Linked DNA regions of Homo sapiens: region 2 is linked to region 1. Evidence: chromatin contacts called from ENCODE Hi-C or POLR2A ChIA-PET data. All regions are on one chromosome and are shown on one strand. Each heading gives the region's core, a stretch centred on a gene start or an enhancer-like site at or near the end of the contact. The rest is flanking DNA. Distances are from core to core; before and after follow the strand shown. Region 1 overlaps PPP6R2 (protein phosphatase 6 regulatory subunit 2). Region 2 overlaps PPP6R2 (protein phosphatase 6 regulatory subunit 2).

Region 1 (3,675 bases), core at 795-3,294:
CAGGATTGAAGTGGGAGGATCCCTTCGGCCTAAGTGTGCATGGTTGTGGTGAGCTATGATCACACCACTGCACTCCAGCCTGGGTGACAAAGTGAGACCTTGTATTGTGGGCGGCAAGCTACCCAGGTGCCAAGGCAAGAGACTGAGGGCACGAGCTGTTCCAGTATAATAAATAAAATATATAAAGTAAGAATAGTTATACTAGAAATAGATTATAGATATATGTGAATATTATTAATCATTAGTTTGTAGCATTACTCTTTATTCCAATATTATAATAATCTTTGTTCTACAATTATAACCTAGGAAAAACCAGGCCATACAGAGATAGGAGCTGAAGGGACATGGTGAGAAGTGACCAGAAGACAAGAGTGTGAGCCTTCTGTCACGCCCAGACAGGGCCACTAAAGGACTCCTTGGTCTAGTGGTAGCGCCAGTGCCTGAGAAGGCACCCGTTACTTAGCAGACTGGGAAAGGGAGTCTGTCTCCCTTTCCTGGGCGAGCGACAGAAGACTCTGCTCCACCACCTCCTGTGGAAGGCCTGACATCAGTCAGGCCCGCCCGCAGCCATCTGGAGGCGTAAACGTCTCTGTGATGCTGTGCTTCAGCGGTCACGCTCCTGGTCCATTTTCATGTTTCGCCCTGTACACCTGGCTCCGCCTTCTAGATAGCAGTAGCAGAATTAGTGAAAGTACTAACGTCTTTGAAATGCATAGAAGAAATAATGACGTAAGCTCTTCTCTCTCTGTCCGCCTCGGCTACCAAACAGGGAAGGGCCGGCCCCCTGTCCAGTGGACACGTGACTCGCATGACCTTATCTATCATTGGAGGCCACTCACACTCCTTACCCTGCCCCCTTGCCTGTATCCAATAAATAACAGCGCAGCCAGGCATTCGGGGCCACTACGGGTCTCCGTGTCTTGGTAGTAGTGGTCCCCCAGGCCCAACTGTCTTTTCTTCTATCTCTTTGCTTTATGTCTTTATTTCTACGATCTCTCGTCTCCGCACACAAAGAGAAAAACCCACAGGCCCTGTAGGGCTGGACCCTACACTGTCTCAAAAAACAACACAAAACAAAAAATAAAGCAATTATATTTATTGTAATTTATCCAGCATCTAATTGGACTGTAATGGGACAGTCTGGTAACAGCATCTAATAATACTGGAAGCAAAGGTCCTTCCCTCCCTTTTTCATTTTCTACTTAACTATGTGCCTTGAATGGCAACTGTGACAGCATAGGAGAGACGGGCAGCTCCAGGCCCACTCCTTAACAGGTACATCCTAAGCATCCACCCCTCATCCTCTGCCCACTGCTCCCCCGGCAACATCACAGCCTCCTACACTCTCCCACTGCAGGATATAAGCCTTCTTTTGCCTGTGCCCTCCACCTAAGATTCTGTCTCAGGAGGGCAGACTTCAATCGCTTTCTTATCATTCCCTCAGCATCTCATTCTGTAGCCCTTGATTTTTCTAGGGAAACTTCTTCCAAGCCCTACTCCCATCATCTTCGCTACATACTCCAAGTGCTTTGATGCCTACCCGGGAGAAAGCCACCTCTGCCCTCCTATCCAGGCGTCCCCCGCTCCCCTGTCCAGGCATCCTCTGCTCCCCTGTCCAGGCATCCTCCGCTCCCACATCTCAACCAGAAAGTGGGTCAGCATTCTTCTAGGTGCCCGTGAGTATTTCTACACTAACTTAAGCTTTCATTAAAAAGCCTCCATTTTTTATGCTTTTGTTTCTGGCCAAGACGGAACAGACCAGATTTACTTCCCATCTGCAACAACTAAAAAAAAAAAAGAAAACATAGGGAAGCAATGGTTTTCAAGACACTAGACACTGGACGCCAGGCAGTGAAGGGTCCCTGAAAAAAGGAAACAAAAGACAGGAGGGAGCCCTGTAGTTGTCCAGCTTCTGCTGGAAAAGCCAGGCCACAGCCCAAGGAAGAAGAAGCAGTGGAGGCTGGCTGGCAGTCTCTGACTTGAAAAATCAAAACTAGGAGTTCAGGCAGTCCAAGGTAGCTCGAGTTCACAGGCAGAACACCAGAGGGCAGAGCTCACAGCAAATGCTGAAGATCCACACAGGACACCTCCCACTCCAGTCTCCAGCCAAGCACTGATCAGTGCATGTGTGTAAGGAAGGTATTCAAGCCAGGGAAAGCATCACTCAAAAAGATGAGAGGGGCCGGGTGCGGTGGCTCACACCTGTAATCCCAGCACTTTGGGAGGCCGAGGCCGGTGGATCACCTGAGGTCAGGAGTTCGAGACCAGCCTGGCCAACACGGTGAAACTCCATCTCTACTAAAAATACAAAAATTAGCTGGGCATGGTGGCGGGCACCTGTAATCCCAGCTACTGGGGAGGCTGAGGAAGGAGAACTGCTTGAACCCGGAGGCTGCAGTGAGCTGGGATTGCACCACTGCACTCCAGCCTAGGTGACAGAGCGAGACTCCATTTAAAAAAAAAAAAAAAAAAGATGAGAGGGAACAATCCTCAAAGCTCACGCAGAGCCTATTCCTGCCAGTTGCAGTGGAAAACCTTGTAATTCACAAGGCTTTGGACGTAATGCTCAGAAGACGTTTGCCTCAGTGGCAGAGCAAAACTAGCCCTAGACTAAAAATTACTAGGGTTCCACCTAACAAAGCTGAAATGCAAGACCTATCAGAATCAAACTGTTTCCAAGTAATTGAACCTCATCCCAGAACAAAGGTCAAGAATATTTATAGGAACACAAAAATGCTCAGTATCCAACAAGATAAAATTCACAAAGTCTGGGCATCTGATCAAAAAGTTCTAGGCATGCAAGGGAGCAGGAAAAGAAAAATCATAAACCATAATGAGGGGAAAAACAACACAAAACCAACCCAGAAATGACACAGATGAGTTAACAGATAATGCTGGTACAGGGGCTCATGTCTATAATCCCAGCTACTCAGGAGCAAGGTGGGAGAATCACTTGAGGCCTGGAGTTTGAGGTTGCAGTGAGCCAGGATTGCACCACTGCAATCCAGCCTGAGTGACAGAGCAAACAGAACACTGTCTCTAAAAAAATAATAATAAATAAAGAATTGATAAGGACATTTAAATGGTTCTTTTTTTTTTTTTTTTGAGACAGAGTCTTGCTCTGTCGCACAGGCTGGAATGCAGTGGTGTGATCTCAGCTCACTGCAAGCTCCGCCTCCCGGGTTCATGCCATTCTCCTGCCTCAGCCTCCCGAGTAGCTGGGACTACAGGCGCCCGCCACCACGCCGGGCTAATTTTTTGTATTTTTTAGTAGAGACGAGGTTTCACCGTGTTAGCCAGGATGGTCTCGATCTCCTGACCTCATGATCCACCCACCTCGGCCTCCGAAAGTGCTGGGATTACAGGCGTGAGCCACTATGCCCAGCCTAAATAGTTCTTATAAGTGTATCTCATGCCAGGCACGGCGGCTCATACCTGTAATCCCAGCACTTTGGGAGGCCGAGGCAGATGCATCGCCTGAGGTCGGGAGTTCAAGACCAGCCTGGCCAACATGAAGAAACCCCGTCTCTACTAAAAATATAAAATTAGCCAGGTGTGGTGGTGCATGCCTGTAATCCCAGCTACTTGGGACGCTGAGGCAGGAGAATTGCTTGAACCCGGGAGGTGGAGGTTGCGGTGAGCCGAGATTGCGCCATTACAATCCAGCCTGGGCAA
Region 2 (3,675 bases), core at 861-3,360, 33 kb before region 1:
ATAAGAAACTGCTCTTAGAAATTAAAAATATGGGCCAGGCGTGGTGGCTCACGCCTGTAACCCCAGCACTCTGGGAGAACAAGGCGGGCGGATCACTAGGTCAGGAGATCAAGACCATCCTGGCTAACACGGTGAAACCCTGTCTCTACTAAAAAATACAAAAAAATTAGCCGGGCGTGGTGGCAGGCGCCTGTACTCAAGAGGCTGAGGCAGGAGAATGGCGTGAACCCAGGAGGCGAAGCTTACAGTGAGCCGAGATTGTGCCACTGCATTCCAGCCTGGGCGACAGAGTGAGACTCCGTCTCAAAAAAAAAAAGAAAAAAGAAAAAGGGAGGCTGAGGCGGGAGAATGGTGTGAACCCAGGAGGCAGAGCTTGCAGTGAGCCAAGATCGCATCACTGTACTCCAGCCTGGGCGACAGAGCGAGACAGACTCTGTCTCAGAAAAAAAAAAAAAAAATTGGCCTGGCGCGGTGGCTCACGCCTGTAATCCAGCACTTTGGGAGGCCGAGGCGGGCGGATCACGAGGTCAGGAGATCGAGACCATCCTGGCTAACACGGTGAAATCCCGTCTCTACTAAAAAATATAAAAAATTAGCCGGGCGTGGTGGTGGGCGTCTGTAGTTCCAGCTACACGGGAGGCTGAGGCAGGAGAATGGCGTGAACCCGGAGGTGAAGGTTGCAGTGAGCCGAGATCGTGCCACTTCACTCCAGCCTGGGCGACAGAGCCAGACTCCATCTCAAAAAAAAAATAAAATTTTAAAATATGACAGATGTTAAGCATGGTGGCACCTGTGGTTCCAACTGCTTGGGAGGCTGAGATGGGAGGATCACTTGAGCCCAGGAGTTTGAGTCCAGACTGGGCAACATAGCAAGACCTCACATCTAAAAAACAAACAAAAAATAATGGTAGAACTTTGAAAAGTCAATAAAAGGATGAGAACTTAAAAGATGAAGAAGTCTCTCAGATGTAGGCCAAAAAGGCAAAGTACAAAACATTAAAAGCAAAAATAAGGAAAGCATTAATTTGAGTAATCTAACACCTCATTAGAAGTCCCAGAAAGAGAAAAGAGGGAAAATATCAAAGAAACAATATGAGAAATTTCCCTCAGCTAATGTCACAAATGTACAGACTAAAAGGGTTCAGGGAGCCCAGAACAACAAATGAAAGAAATGGATATCCACTGTTGACCTCATTTGTCTACTCGGGATATCTTTGCTTACTTATACAACTTTTCCCTTAGAGTCAATATTTTTCTGTTTGCTTGATTTTGTACTTACCTATTACTAAATTCGCCCAAGCTCTGACTATGAAACTCTCTTGGCTCAATGATGCTCTTTGGGGATCCCCTGTCCTGACCCATGGAATAATTCCACATTACTGGGAAATTGAGAAACAATAGGGCTTAGAAAAGAACCTAAATGCCCTCAGAGAGGAGAGAAAACAGGTGACACACGTGAGCCAGGAGCTTGCTACATCAGACTTGTGAGACTAGAGGACAACACGGAGGCTCCCAAAGCCCAGGGGGTAATGCCCAGTCTGAACTTCTAATCAGAGGGTCTCAAACACGCAGGCCCGATGCCCTAAACATCACCACCCACGAACTCCATCTCAGGAAGCTGTTTTAACAGAGTGTAATTTACCACAGGAAGTCAACCGAAGAAGAGGAAGAAGCCATGACAGGAGATGGACAATGGATGTGGAGTGGATGGTCAGTGGCCCAGGAACTGTTATGGCAAAGTTCCCTTCCTCCCAGTGTTTCCCTTGGTGGAGACGCTGTCTTTCTTTCAGTTCTGCCCTGAGTGCAGCAAGTCTCTCTGCGGCAGGGGGTGCTTCCTGGGGGCCCGCTGTGACCCACTGCTGCTTCCCACTGGGTGAGCAGTTCTAATTCTGCAATCAGGAATGAGGAAGCCCACAGCTCAGAGTTATAAATGACACTGCTTTATGAGTAATGAAAGCGACAGCTTGGTGTCTCTTACTGACTCTTCTGTCTTATTTCTCAAATAATCCAGATCTTGGCAAGCAAACTAGACAAGAGCTCACGAAAAGACCAGGAGCATCCCCAGGCTCTAGGGCTGACCATGTGACTGCTGCTGCCTCCAGCCCTGGGGTGGCGCCCTCTGCTGTGGCCTGGGCAGGCAGTGCTCTGACTCCAGAAGGTGACCAGCCATCTTACAGTCACAGTGGCTTTTCAGCCAAGGGCTGCTCCGCAGAAGCAGGGCTAGCTGCATGTGAGGCCTTAGGAAGAGGCAGCGTGTGGGCCTCACCTCCCTGGAGCAGCCCCTGGCTTTAATTAAGCAGGGTCAGTGGCTGCTACCTGATCCCAATCCACCCAAACCAAGTGCAGCTTCTCTTGAGCACAGACAGCTCAGGCAAATTCTCCACTTTCAAGAAGAGTCCTCCCATAATTGAGCCTGTGGTCATGGAGGTGTTCTGCCAGGTCTGCAGGAGAACCCTGACCTCCAAGGCTAACAGGTTGCGGGAGGCGGTGTTTAACCTGGCAGTGCCACTAGGCAAGGATAGCAGAGTCGCGAAGCACAGGTGCTGCTCTGTATAAATGAAGCCTTCTTGGAATGTAGCCCCATCCATTTGTTTACTATTTTCTGTAGCTGCTTTCATGCTACAACTTCAGAGTTGAGCCGTTGCAACAGAGACCTTACAACCTGCAAAGCCTAAAGTATTTACTCTCTGACTTTTCATAGATACAGTCTGCCAACTCCTGGTCTACATATATATTTATATCTTCTCCATCTTTTTTTATTTTTTAAAGAGATGACAGTCTTGCTGTGTCATGCAGGCTGGAGTGCACTTACTCTCTCAGCTTCCCAAGTAGCTGGGACTACAGGCACCGGCCACCACGCCTGGCTAATTCTTTGTATTTTTAGTACAGACGGGGTTTCACCGTGTTAGTCAGGATGGTCTCCATCTTCTGACCTCATGATCCGCCCGCCTCAGCCTCCCAAAGTGCTAGGATTACAGGCGTGAGCCACCACGCCCGGCCCCTATTCTATTTCTCAAAAAAAGTGTTTTTTGTTTCACTTTATTTACAAGGCTAGTCATGTGACGCAGACAGACTGAAGAAGGAAGAAAGAAATCTTAACTGCTTGTGACCAATTAGGTGTAAACACTGCTGCACTTTGACTAGCCTCAAAAAAAGTGTCTTCTGTAATCTTAGCACTATCCTAGCACTTTGGGAGGCCGAGGCAGGCAGATTGCCTGAGCTCAAGAGTTCAAGACCAGCCTGGCCAACATGGTAACCCCGTCTCTTCTAAAAATACAAAAAATTAGCCAGGCATGCTGGTGTGCGCCTGTAGTCCCAGCTACTAAGGAGACCGAGGTAGGAGAACTGCTTGAACCCAGGAGGCGGAGGTTGCAGTGAGCCAAGATCGCGCCACTGCACTCCAGCCTGGTTGACAGAAAGGACTGTGTTTCCAAAAAAAAAAAAAAAAAAGTCTTAATATGTTTTTTTTTTTAAATAAAGAAATAGAGATGGGGGCCGGGTGCAGTGGCTCATGCCTGTAATCCCAGCACTTTGGGAGGCTGAGGCAGATGGATCACCTGAGGTCGGGAATTCGAGACCAGCCTGGCCAACATGGTGAAACCCTGTCTCTACTAAAAATACAAAAAATTAGCTGGGTGTGGTGATGCATGTCTGTAATCCCAGCAACTCGGGAGC

What was found. A loop is a pair of places that touch in the nucleus more often than their neighbours do. ChIA-PET counts read pairs that join two places held with the same protein, here RNA polymerase II (POLR2A). Pooled maps may share reads with other maps.
Region 2: a loop to region 1 is called in a pooled map, with 2.4 times the contacts of the local background. The contact joins two enhancer-like sites. A Hi-C loop is called at or near these places in 1 of 37 single-sample maps with no recorded cell type and 4 of 50 pooled maps. POLR2A ChIA-PET finds 5 or more read pairs at or near these places in 14 of 52 experiments (A673, CD4-positive, alpha-beta T cell, CD8-positive, alpha-beta memory T cell and 11 more).

What each region holds. Positions count from the first base shown.
Region 1 is chr22:50,365,109-50,368,783 of GRCh38, reverse strand. All of the region lies in intron 1 of PPP6R2 (protein phosphatase 6 regulatory subunit 2), which reads right to left. Among named protein-coding and RNA genes, the nearest start is that of PPP6R2, 24 kb to the right of the region's middle. Within about 2 kb of position 2,044, at least 4 of the 41 ENCODE cell types and tissues checked have a DNase peak (open chromatin) inside an H3K27ac peak, as active enhancers do.
Region 2 is chr22:50,398,291-50,401,965 of GRCh38, reverse strand. The region is part of intron 3 of PPP6R2 (protein phosphatase 6 regulatory subunit 2); the gene reads right to left. Among named protein-coding and RNA genes, the nearest start is that of MIR12114, 7.3 kb to the left of the region's middle. RefSeq lists enhancers at 1,634-2,230, 3,640-3,675. Within about 2 kb of position 2,110, at least 23 of the 41 ENCODE cell types and tissues checked have a DNase peak (open chromatin) inside an H3K27ac peak, as active enhancers do.